Regions from separate parts of the Homo sapiens genome. Here region 2 is linked to region 1. A link is a contact called in ENCODE Hi-C data. All regions are on one chromosome and are shown on one strand. Each heading gives the region's core, a stretch centred on a gene start or an enhancer-like site at or near the end of the contact. The rest is flanking DNA. Distances are from core to core; before and after follow the strand shown.

Region 1 (5,888 bases), core at 2,107-4,606:
CAAATGTTGCTGTTCTGAAGATACATCAGAGTGAGTTTTTGGAAACTCCTTCTCTGTGGGGGCAGCAGACACAGCAGTGGATGCTGAACTCTTGGGGTTCTCTGGAACACTGGTCGACCTATTGAGGTTTGCAATGCTTTCTTCCAAAAGCTTTAAGTCTGTTTCCCCCGAGGAAAGGCTGATTTGGCCCTGCTGTGGGAATCCCAGGTCATTTCCCATCACTTTTGTTTCTGTCTCTCCCATATACAGTCCCATTGAGAGTGAAACTGCTTTGGACAGATCTGGCTGCTGCGCATTGCTTACTGAGCCTTTTGGAAAATCAACCAAAAGTCTTCGCTGCTTGGAGTCTGATTGAGAAGCGACAGCCAGTGAGGGTGAAGACGCAGAAACCTTCACAGTAGCTCCTCCTCTTAGGGTTTTATAGAAGTCCATCACATCTCCCCTCTCCTGAGCAAGCACACTGCTGGGGTTTTCTTCTCTACCAGGAGTTAATGATTCTTTGGAGTCCATCAGTGAATATCAACTACAAAACAAAAAACAAAAACGGGGGGAAAACATCATAAGCTCTAAAGTCACATTATCTTCCTGATCCGATTAGTAAGAGGCAGCTTGTTAAATGAACCTTTTAGTTAACTCCGAATCAAATTCTTTGTTACCAGAAGAGTAGTTTCTATCTTCCAGAATAAAAAGCCATGTCCCCTGCTCCCATTCAGCATGCCACATTTAAAAGTACAATGCAATCCATTTGCACAGCTGAGGGCAAAAGTGTATCGAACTAAGCTTGGCTATTCATCCTGCCGCTCACTGAACGTGTAGCTTTGTTAATCACAGACATTATAATTCATTACATCTGATTATTCTGAAGGTTCAAGTTGATGTCAAAGTATTTAATTTCAAAAAAAGGAAGTGTGATCATTAAAATTCCTACCTCTTTTCAATCACGGCTGTTTGCTTTTCTGAGAACCAATACATATAACATTTGATAAATACTATGCTAGAATTCTCAATCCCTAATTACTTCCAAATTTCCCTCCTACCAGCTAGTCACACATCCAAACCTTTGAGTACAACCAACTGGTGAACCATGCACGTTTTCTTTGAAAAATAAACAATGCTGATCTGCTTATCTTCCGACAGGCTGGGAAAAGGCTTTTTAACCCATACTTCTGACTGGATGTGCCTACCTCCAAATTTTGGATATATGAAATGAGATACACTTTATATAGGCCAACTAAAATTTAGATTTTAAAGAGCAGAAGAGAAGGTGTAGTAGTTTCTCACTACGTTGTTAGCTTACATAACTTAAATATAGCTGACCCTTATCATAACTCACAAAAACATCTAGATTAAGCTACATTTGTTTACATTGCTTGAGATCCTCAATATGAAATGCTATTACATCTCTAAGTTCTTTCCTTTCCAAACAAATATCGAAGTACTGAAAAATGGAAAAACACAGAACCGTAAAATCACATTCATATAAATTCAGGTACAACTGTATCCAGTAAAATGTTCAAAATAATTTTCTCTGCCTTCACCTATCCAAACCTTCACCTATCCCAATTCTCAGCCTATTCTCAAGAGAGTAAGACTGTTAGTATATCGTTAATCAGGGTGTTTTAAGAGATGGGCTAAGACGGAGAAGCGCATTTGGGACACTATAGTCAAATCCCGTCCAATAAAAGGTAACTTTTCCTATGCGATGACGTTAGGCAGCATAAATGTCACTGGCCCTCACTGAAAAGTGAATATGAAGGTAGAGAGAGGGGTGTGGACTTGCCACTACAAATCTTGAGGGTAAACTGCTTATCTCCCCACCTCTCTGCCCCGTTTATCTGAGGCGATAACGATCTCTAAACACGAGGTATCGAATGGAGCCCAATGAATTTCCATGCCGCTTTTTTGACAGCTGCCTTCAAACCCGAAACCAAAACAATATTTCCTAAAACGAAAACGCTCCCTCAAGCGACATTATCCCCCAGTTTAAGTTGCAAATAACCCAGCCACATTAATTGGCCCTAATGAACCATGCCAGAGGGTCTTAAGTGGTATTACAAGGTTGCAATTATCAAGTCTGCAACCCCAAACGTCAAACTAGCACTTGTAAAAATCGCAGCACAAAACCATTACGGTTACAGGGGGTCTTTTTCTAAAAGGGGCCACTTAGAAACCTCAGGCGCGAATTAACAACAAACGCTAAAGAGCAAGCCCTTGCGGGGCGGGGGTGGAGAAGAGAAAAAAGTGCGAGGTTAAAAGAGAAGTACGTCCAGACCTGTTGAGTTCTCTCTCCGACACGCCCACTTCTAACAGATAACGCCGGCCCCGGCCGCAGTCTCCAAGTTGCGGGCTGTCAGCCCCCCGCGTGTGCACCCTCACGCGCCCCGCACGCCCTCCTCAAGCCAGGCGCCGCCGGGGCCTCCCCGGAGCCCGGGCTCGCGCTCGGGCGCGCCGGGGTGGCGTGCAAATATTCGGGCGAGTAAAATTCAGACGCGGCTTAGCGTTCACCACGAAAACGGGTGTCGGGCGACCCCCTTGGAGGGAAAGGGGACACTAGGGGGAGAAAAGAGGCCAGGATTCCCGCGAGGAATGAGAGGCTCGAAGCCCCCGGCAGTTCGACAGGGCTCCGCTCGCCGTCCGAGGTCAGGTTCCTCCCCCTCGGCCCGGCCAGGGGACGCCTGCGGAGGGAGAGGAAGAGGCCAGCGCTGTCACCCGCGCGCTGCCCTTTCGTCACCGTCGCCCGGCCCTTGCCAGCCCCCCACCCCCACTCCCCGAGGCTAATAAAAGTTTGTAGGCTCCCGCGGCGGCCCCCGAGTTGTCTCCGGTCCCAGCGGCACCTCGGGGGAGCGAGCGCGCCCCGGCCCCCTCCCGCCTCGCTTCTTACCTCTGGCAGAGGAGCCGCTCGCCCGCCACCGTCCGCAGTTCCCGCCGCAGCCGAGATAAACAACTTAGCTTGTGAACGCAGAAGGAGCAGGAGGGAAATATATTTTTTTTTTCTAAAAAAAGGAAGTAAACAGCCGCCCCTTTCTCCATGGGTGGGGGGAGAGCCCCTATTTAAGAAAGTCTCCCATTGCCCAGCTGACAAGCCAGCCCTCCGCCCCGCGCCGGGCTCCGCGGGTCGAGGTTCCGGGCGCGCGTGCCCCGTCCCGGTCCCAGCTGCTTCGGCCGCTCCGGCTGCGGCGTCTCCTTCCACCCACAGAATCCGTCCCCGACGGGCAGGCGGTGACTCGGGCTCCCGTCACAGACACGAGCTCGCAAAATGGAGGAGGCGGCGGCGGAGGGAAGAGAGCGCGGACACGCGAAAGGGCAGCCCGGCCTGGGCGAGCGAGCGGGACCGAGCGGGGAGCGGGTGGAGGCGGCGCCACGGCGCGCACACACTCGCACACACGCGCTCCCACTCCACCCCCGGCCGCTCCCCGCCCGAGGGGCCGCGCGGCGGCCGCGGGGAACGATGCAACCTGTTGGTGACGCTTGGCAACTGCAGGGGCGCCCGCGGTCCCTGCCCCCACGCCCTCCGCGCGGGCCCCGCCACCCCGGCCCCGACGGCGCCTGCACGCCCGCGTCCCCTGGCGTGGCCGCCCCGCCCGGTGCGCCGCGCTTCGCCCCCCGCCCCCAACTCCCCAGGAAAAAGGGTGGCGGCGGCAGCGGCGGGGGCCGACCTGGTCTCTCTGGGGCGGCGTTAAGAGGGCCACCGAGTTTCTCCAGTTTCTTTTCTCGCTACCTCCTTCCCGCCCCCGCCCAGCTCCGCGGCTCCAGACCCACTCGGGAGCTCGCTCTGCCCCTTGGCGGCAAGCGCCGCCAGTGCCCCTGCGGGTGACAGCGGGCGGGCCACAAGAGCCGGGGCGCCTCCCGCGGCTGAGCTGCGTGAGTGGCCCGCGCCGCCGCCGCCGGGCCGAGTTGCGTGAAGTGTGTCACTTCGAAAGGGGCTACGGGGTTGCACGGAAACGGTGCCGCAGCGTCTCGGCCGCGCTCGGGGCCGGGCGGCCTGACACGCCCTCTGGGGAGGCTTCAGGGAAGGGACGGGATAGCGGGGGTCGGCGCATACGTACTTTGGGCCCGGGGGGAGTCGCGTGCCGGCAGGTCCCCCACCACCGCATCATCTGGGCGGCCGGGTCTTCAGCTGCCGCCGCCGCGCTCTCGCACTGGGAGAGAAGTTGCAAAGCAGAACCCACCCTCCCCCGCGCCCCGACCGTCCCCCACCCTCTTCCCCGAGTCTGCGAGGCGGCGGCGGCGGCAGAAGGAGGCGCCGCCTGCCAAGTTCAACCCCCACCCCTCCCGCCCAATGTGCTCACACTCGAAGGAAGTTGCACGCCAAATGCAAAACCTCCAGCGAGCTGGATTTCTTTGCACTTTTTTTTTATTATTATGATTAAGGAAAGCAGGGGGCGGCAGGCTTAAAAGCAAGTTGCAGGCGAAATAGTAAGTTGCTGGCGAAATATAGCCCCCCTTCCGAAACTCCTGACCTCTTCTTCCACCCCGGCCAGGGCCCGCGTCCAAGTTCCCGGTGCAGGCCCCACCCCCGAATCTTGACATTTGCTGCCCTCGACTCTGTGCGTTGCTCACCCTATCACGTTCATAGGACCCCTGCCCCTACAAATAAAACAAAATACAGGCAGCTTTAAAATGCCAGCGTTCAACTCCCTACAGATGTTCCTGTTAGGAGCTTCCCCCTCAGTCCAAGGGGAAGGGAACTCGTGGTCCGTCCTGAGAAAGGAGAGGGCCGTGGGGCGAGGGGTGCCCGTGCGGGAAGCCCCCGCCCCAGCTCCCTTCCCCAGCTCGCCGCGTCGGGAAGGCTTGGACGATGCCGGGACCGAGCCTCCTACCTTGTGCGGCACAGATTATGATTTTTGTGACTCTGGGAAAGGTTGTGCTGTGTGGGTTTAGGGTTTGGGGAGGTAACTTTTGCGCCCCCACAGGTGACATCGCTTGCCAGCTCCTGACACGGGCGGGGGCTGCCGCAGCTCCACCTAATCCTGCTCGGGCGCTCGGCCACAGCCACTCTCTCACCTCCCGCCGCGCTCAGACTGACGGCGGCTCCCCCTGCTCTGACATCTTGAAGACGATTGGGGAAGCGCGTCCCGGAAGCCGCCCGCCGCCATCTTGGTAGGGTACAGTGTCGCCAGCCCGTCCCCGCGGCCACCATCTTGGCAAAGGTTCGCGATCGCGGGTAGCCTAAGCCGTCCTTCCTTGGTTCTCAAGGGTAAACGGTTCCCTGTGCATTGTCTGATGTGAAAGGAAAGAAGTAGGCTTTCAGCAAGCCTCTTGTCCGGAGACGATCTACGGGGGCCGCCTCCAGAGGATTCTGGAGCCGCCATCTTGGCAAAGGAAGAGATACTCGCCACCTCGGAAAAGAAGAGGGAACCAACCGTATGCCAACGTAGAACCCTCAGCCAGAAGAATTTTTATGAAGGGCGCTGAGCAACTCCATGTTAACAAAACCCCCTTCTGGACCCAGAAGGCAGACTCCGCTTCTCCTGTCCCTTGGCACAAGTCAACTAGAAGGAGGCCCTTGCTTTGGATGCTCATCTGTGAGGCTATGAGAACACTGCTTGACCTAGTTGCCCGTTTTTCCAATTTCTGAGCCTCAAGCACTAGAATGAGATGTCTTTCGTTAATTTGGCCCCTAAACTACCAACAGTTTCATGGGAAACAAATCAAGACCCAACCCTACAATAATGTTTTACACGTTTTAAAAGTGAGTTAAATAGCCCATGCTAATAATTATCCTTGTACACTGCTTAAAATGATTAAGAATTCTATTTATATATACATGTATGTATACATATGTATACACATATATATTATATACATATATATGTATATAATTAAGGGGACAATACAGTTGTCTAATAGAACACATCTCCCCATGCCATTAGCCTGTCTCACTGCTG
Region 2 (5,888 bases), core at 1,132-3,631, 690 kb before region 1:
GGTGGGGTTTGGGTTCCATTCATAACACCAACATTTCTGAAGAATCCTCTTCTCTTGTCTCTTTCTCAAGTCCTCCTCATGACATCTGTGTTAGTCCGTTCTCACACTGCTATGAAGGACTGCCTGAGACTGGGTAATTTATAAAAGAAAGAGGTTTTAATTGACTCACAGTTCCACAGGGGTGGGAAGGCCTCAGGCGGAAGGGGAAGCAACCACATCCTTCTTCACATAGCGGCAGGAAGGAGAAGTGCCAAGCAAAGGGGAAAAGCCTTTCATAAACCCATCAGGTCTCATGAGAACTCAAGAAGAGCATGGGGATATGTGGAGGAAAAGTTAAATCTTAAATTTGAACTCAATTGAATGTGGACACAAACAATGGTCACCAAGTCCCAGAACAGGTTGCATGAGCCCCTTGAGGCGTTCATCCAGACGGTTTTGGAGAAATCTGTTCCTGTATGTTAGTTATTGAAAAACAACAAACAATCATAAAAACAAGTTGACCTTTTTGTGTTCCTTGAGTCCAGTCATGAAGGGCCCTCGTGACTGGGCCTCATGCCAAATAAGTCGTTACAAAAAGAACTAGGGTCCCATACCACGCCAAAGCTTCATGAGACCTCTCCTCATCTGTGCATGGATGAGCGGTCAACTCTGGAGCCCAGGCTGTTGCTTCCCTGTCTGGTGATGAATCCTCTATAGTCTGGTAAGTGTAGTGGCCGACTCTGGAGCCCAGGCTGTTGCTTCTGGTCTGGTGATGAATCCTCCATCGTCTGGTGAGTGTGTGTGTATATATATATAGTCTATATTGATGGGAGAAGTGGGGTGAAAGTTGGCATGCCCTTGCCATTAACTTCTAGCCTCCCAGTAGTCCAGGCTATATATATATATCTTCTCCCTTTTCCCCTTCCCATTGCAATTTGCTTGTATCATTTGCTTATTATATCTGCATTGCCATTTACATGGGATAAAGGTTGTTTACCCTTGAAGGTATTGCATGTGTGTCTTTTCTTTTCCCTTTGTGCATCTCCCTCATAGAAAAGAGTAACCGCCCCCATGATTCAATTGCCTACCACTGGGTCCCTCCCACAACACGTGGGGATTATAGGAACTACAATTCAAGATGAGATTTGGGTGGGGACACAGCCAAACCATATCAACAGCCCAGCAGCTACTTCAGTCCTCCTTAATTTATCTCTTGAATTCTCCCAAACCCAGCTCATCCCTGGCTTGTTTCTCTTATTCTTTCTCTCGCCTTCTGATCCATTCTGCTTTCGTTAGTATGTAACTCCCTGCCTTCTCTTAGGTAGACCCATCAACCCATCCTACCCATGGTACTGCACAATTCAGAATCCTTTCCCAAATTTTCCCTTATTATGCACAAGAAATACTCCAGGGCCAGGTGCAATGGCTCACGCCTGTAATCCCAGAACTTTGGAAGGCTGAGGCAGGAGGATCGCTTGAGCCCAAGAGTTCAAGGCTGTAGTTAGTGATGTTGGTGCCACTGCACTCCAGCCTAGGCAACACAACAAGACACTATCTCAATTAAAAGAAAAAAAAAGAAAAAAGAAAAAGAAATACTCCAGAACTTGGCTAGTGAAGACTAATTCCTCCTTCACAGGAAGGAAGTGGGGGCAGGGGAAAATGATGCTGTAAATACTCTAAAATATGTATTTTTTCCTGTCCCATCAGCTATGCCATCTGGGATGGGGTGACGCCTGGATGAGATGTCATTTTAAAGGACATTTCTGGGACATGCTGGCATCAAGGCAAGTTTTCAGGTGGCTGCCATTTCCTTGTCATTTACCTTCTATGGACAGGACAGAGTCTCCACCCAAACCACCACCCTCCCACAAAAGCGGGAAGGAGAAGCCAGAAGGGAGAGAAATCAGACTTTTCCTGATTTGTCTAATAATAGAAAGTTGGCAGAGCACGTCACAGAATAGAAAGTATTTGATAAAAACAGCATCTGTTCAGCTTGGGACTCGAGCCGGAGCTGCATGGAAATTTAATTTATTCCTTCCTCGAGTATTCCCATTAGAGTATCACAATTCTGTCTTTCTCATTAATGAGAGAAGTTGAAAACGTTGCTTCCTGTGACCAAAATGGCTTTCTTTCCCACGGGCTGATGGCAGAGGAGGCGACAGCGCAGCTGAGCGAGCGGCCAGCAGGGGGCGCGGCCCTGCCGTCCTCACACCCACCCCGGACACGGAGACGCGGGGCGAGCGGGGCGCCCCTTACACAGCCTGCGAGGGGAGACCCAGGAGGTTTTCCAAACAAGAGGCTTTGCTGACTCTAGGGGCCTAAGAATAACCACTGTGTAGTATCCTGACTGCCGGCGGCCTCAGTAAAAGTGGTAGACAGAGGCTTCCCTGTCGCTCAAGGAGCTCCCAGGGCTTTCTAGGCTTCCCGTTCTCCTCCTGTTTCCCAGGACCCACCAGAGTGCCCCCTGCAGGTCAGGACGGGAACCGACACCTGGCCTTTGTCAAAACGCATTCCAGCGCCCAGTGAATTACTGTCCTCACGCCTGTCACCTCTCCATCTCCGGCTCCTCGCTGCTCTGGCTCCTTAAAGTCCTGCTCTGGGCAAAGTGGCCTTAACAGGAAATCAAAGCTGAGTCAAACTAATAATAGTTTGGCTATTGATCAGGCAGCCCCTTTAAATCACCCGGTGTTTTGTTTAATTGCAGAAAAATACACATAACATAAAATTTTCCATTTTAAATGTACAGTTAGTTTAGTGGTGTTAAGTGCATTCACATTCTTGTGCAACCATCCCCACCATCCATTTCCGGGGCTCTTTTCATCCTCCCAGGCTTAAACTCCACACTCATTAGACAAAAACTCCCCATTCCTCTTCCCCCAGACCTGGAAGCCACCATTCTGCTTTCTGCCTCTGAATTTGACTACTCTATGTACCTCTTATAAATGGGATCATATTGTATTTGTCCTTCTGTGGCTGGCTTGGTTCACTTAGCATAGTGTCCTCAAGGTTTACCCATGTTGTAGTGTGTGTCAGAATTGCCTTCCTTTTAGGGGTGAATAATATTCCACTGTATGTATATACCACATTTTATTTGTCCATTCATCTGTCAATGGCCACCAGGATTGCTTTCACCTTTTTGGCCATTGTGAATAATGTTGCAATGAGCATGGGTGTCCTTTTCGAGATTGTTTTGACCTGTTGGTATTTTAACAGGACTCTTTAGGAAGGTAATCCCAATGGAATAGTTCAAGGTCCGAAGAAAGCTGATGGGAACTATTTTAGGAAGAAACAGATTTAATGTCCCTTGCACCAAACCATATCACCTACATAGGGGGCTGCCCTAGGATATATGTTCTGATATCATGCATTTTGTATTTCCTCACTGAAAAGGATAAGAAGTTGTGCCCAGTGGAGGGAAAATGTTTCTGACTCAAACAACTTCCAAGCCACTTGGCTCTCGGAATCTTTGATAGCCGTAGATTGTTAGGCAGTGACAGTGGGAAGCCAGAGAGTGATGCAGACACGAGCAGGCTTTGGTGTCAGACCCGGCGAACATTTCTCCTGACATGAGCTTCAAATATCTTCATGAGCGGATTCTTTGGGGGTCCTTGCTGATTCAGCTTCTATCCGCCCCTCTATGCTTTCCTGTGCCTTCAGCTCTTAGTTTTTCCCCCATCAGCATTGCAATATGCTCAAGAAGTTAACAAAACAAATTAACACAGAGAAAGCACAACCCTCCCTTAAGCCCTGCCTCCCTTCAGTTCCCATCCTTCCTGTCTCTCTCCTGCTGTGGCCTGTAGCCTGTCTTCTTGAAGGAATCATTTTCACTTGCCACTTCCATATCCCCACTCCCATTCACTCTTGAACCCGGTGCTCTCCTGGCACTGGATTCTGAGGGTTTCTGATGTGACATCTTGGTTCAAGCTTCTGATGGGAAGTCAGCCCCCTGTTCAAGTCAAAAGCCCTGCATCCTGAGAAGTCCTGGCACCTTGCTTCAGAGACAGTTCCTAGAATACCAGAAGATATATATATATATGTGTATATATATGTGTATATATATACACACACACACATATATATGTATACATATATGTGTATACATATATGTGTATACATATATACACATATATATGTGTGTGTGTGTATATATATATATACACATAAATATATACATATATATATACACACACACACACATATATATACTTCCTCATCAAAAGAAGGCCTAACAAGAACTTTTGTAAATCATCTTTCCTGGCAATGGAGTATAGAGGTTAGGGGACCAACTGTATCATCATCCACAGCTTGATATGACCCCCAGCTCTGCCAGTTGCTAGCTGGGTGACTTTGGGCAAGTTACTTAAGTTCTCTGCACCTTCTTACCCTGCCTCTAACATGACGATCGCCCCAGCACCTACCTCATAGGCCTATTAGGATAAATAAATAATGCATGTCAAGAGCTGAGCACAGGGCATGGCTCACAGGAAGCATTTCATAAGGGTTAACTCGTGACTACTTTTTATTGGCATAATACTTAAAGGTTGACCTTAGTAATTAAGTCTATCTTGATTTTCATACCTGTAAAATTTGAGTGAACAAATGTGGTAAGACTAAAGGGTTTACTGCAAATTTTCTAGAGAATAATTGGTTCCCTAAGTGATCAGAAACATTTGCTAAGGATAACATGAGGAACGACAGGGAGAAACATCACATAGGGCTAATGAAAAGGCAGAATCTCTGAATGGAGATGAATACTCCTAGATATTGTGAGATAAACCAAAAAGCGGGAGAGTGTGATTGAACTTGTGCATCAGTGATTAGCGTTGGATAGGATTAGCATGCATAAACACAGACTTTTTGGAAAACAGCCCCTTGAAAAGCTATCAGAACTAAAATATGATAATAGTCAACACAGTCTGGCCACCAGATGAGGTATTCTGCTGTTTGATAAATTTTATAAAACTGCAGACCTTATTTTAAACTATGTGGAACTATTCCAAGGACTGATTGCAGAGTACATGAATAGGTATGTGAGTCTGATAAAATAGCTGAAATAAGGACAGGATTGGAAGGACATTGAAGTAAAATTGGCACGTGTTGTTCCACATCTAAAGGCTGGAAGCCATTTGGGCAGAGGCAGAATCTGGGCTCAGAGTCTAGCCCTGCAGGACCCAGTGTGGCAGCTGCGTGTCTCTGGAGCACTGGAGAGGGGGCTACTGCAAATTAAGATCTGCTGTAAAGGTAAGATACACACTAATTACAAAAACAAGAATGTAAAATATATCAGAGATTTAAAAAATATTGATTATATACTAAAAAGCGTCAGCACAGTAACTCACACGTACTAAGCACTCAGGATATGTAGTCTATTTTTTCTGTTGTTGTTTAAACCCAAAGAGCTGAGAGTTTATTATATGTCAGTGTCCTAGGTAAGACAATACTTGAAGATACCCTCACAGTCTGCCAAATGGAAGAGGAAAACATTCCCGCTTTTTAGAGAGGTGGTTCTCAAATGGGAGAATTTTGCCTCCCAGGGCCATCTGGTGATGTCTGAGACACATTTAACTATCGAAACCTGGGGGAAGTGGCTGCTACTGGCATCAAGTAGGTGGAGGCCAGGGATACTGCTAAAATCCTACAGTGTACAGGACAAACTACCCCCACAACAAAGAATTGCCACGTCAAAATGTCAATCGGACCCAGGTTGAGACATCCTGAATTAGTGGCTCTTGATCACTTACAGATGTGACTGATTAATAATCAAGCTCAGCGAGTGTGTGGTAGAAGGAGGATTACAAATGTTATCCAAAGAGGCATCTCCTGGCCAGCAGCCTTGGCGTCACCCAGAATTTACTAGAAGAGCAAATTCTCAGGCCTACCCCAATCCTACTGAGTCAGATCTCTGGGGG

What was found. A loop is a pair of places that touch in the nucleus more often than their neighbours do. Pooled maps may share reads with other maps.
Region 2: a loop to region 1 is called in a map of endothelial cell of umbilical vein, with 3 times the contacts of the local background. The contact joins the enhancer-like site here to the promoter of NR3C1 in region 1. A Hi-C loop is called at or near these places in 7 of 168 maps with a recorded cell type or tissue (Caco-2, MCF 10A, Right ventricle myocardium inferior and 4 more), 2 of 37 single-sample maps with no recorded cell type and 17 of 50 pooled maps.

Annotation. Positions count from the first base shown.
Region 1 is chr5:143,400,330-143,406,217 of GRCh38, forward strand. It overlaps NR3C1 (nuclear receptor subfamily 3 group C member 1), which reads right to left and starts at 3,357. Exons shown (of 9, transcript NM_000176.3): 1 at 2,882-3,357; 2 at 1-523. The coding sequence starts at 510. It overlaps LOC128966704, which reads right to left. Exons shown (of 2, transcript XM_054328421.1): 1 at 5,005-5,888; 2 at 4,337-4,587. The coding sequence starts at 5,312. The coding sequence ends at 4,557. RefSeq lists enhancers at 214-333, 4,258-5,025, 4,303-4,372, 4,413-4,552, 4,953-5,192 and 2 more and silencers at 2,353-2,452, 2,663-2,742, 2,983-4,252.
Region 2 is chr5:142,711,115-142,717,002 of GRCh38, forward strand. No RefSeq gene overlaps it. Among named protein-coding and RNA genes, the nearest start is that of FGF1, 28 kb to the left of the region's middle. RefSeq lists a silencer at 2,088-2,287. Within about 2 kb of position 2,382, at least 36 of the 41 ENCODE cell types and tissues checked have a DNase peak (open chromatin) inside an H3K27ac peak, as active enhancers do; they include endothelial cell of umbilical vein, heart left ventricle and mammary epithelial cell, where a contact is called at or near this core.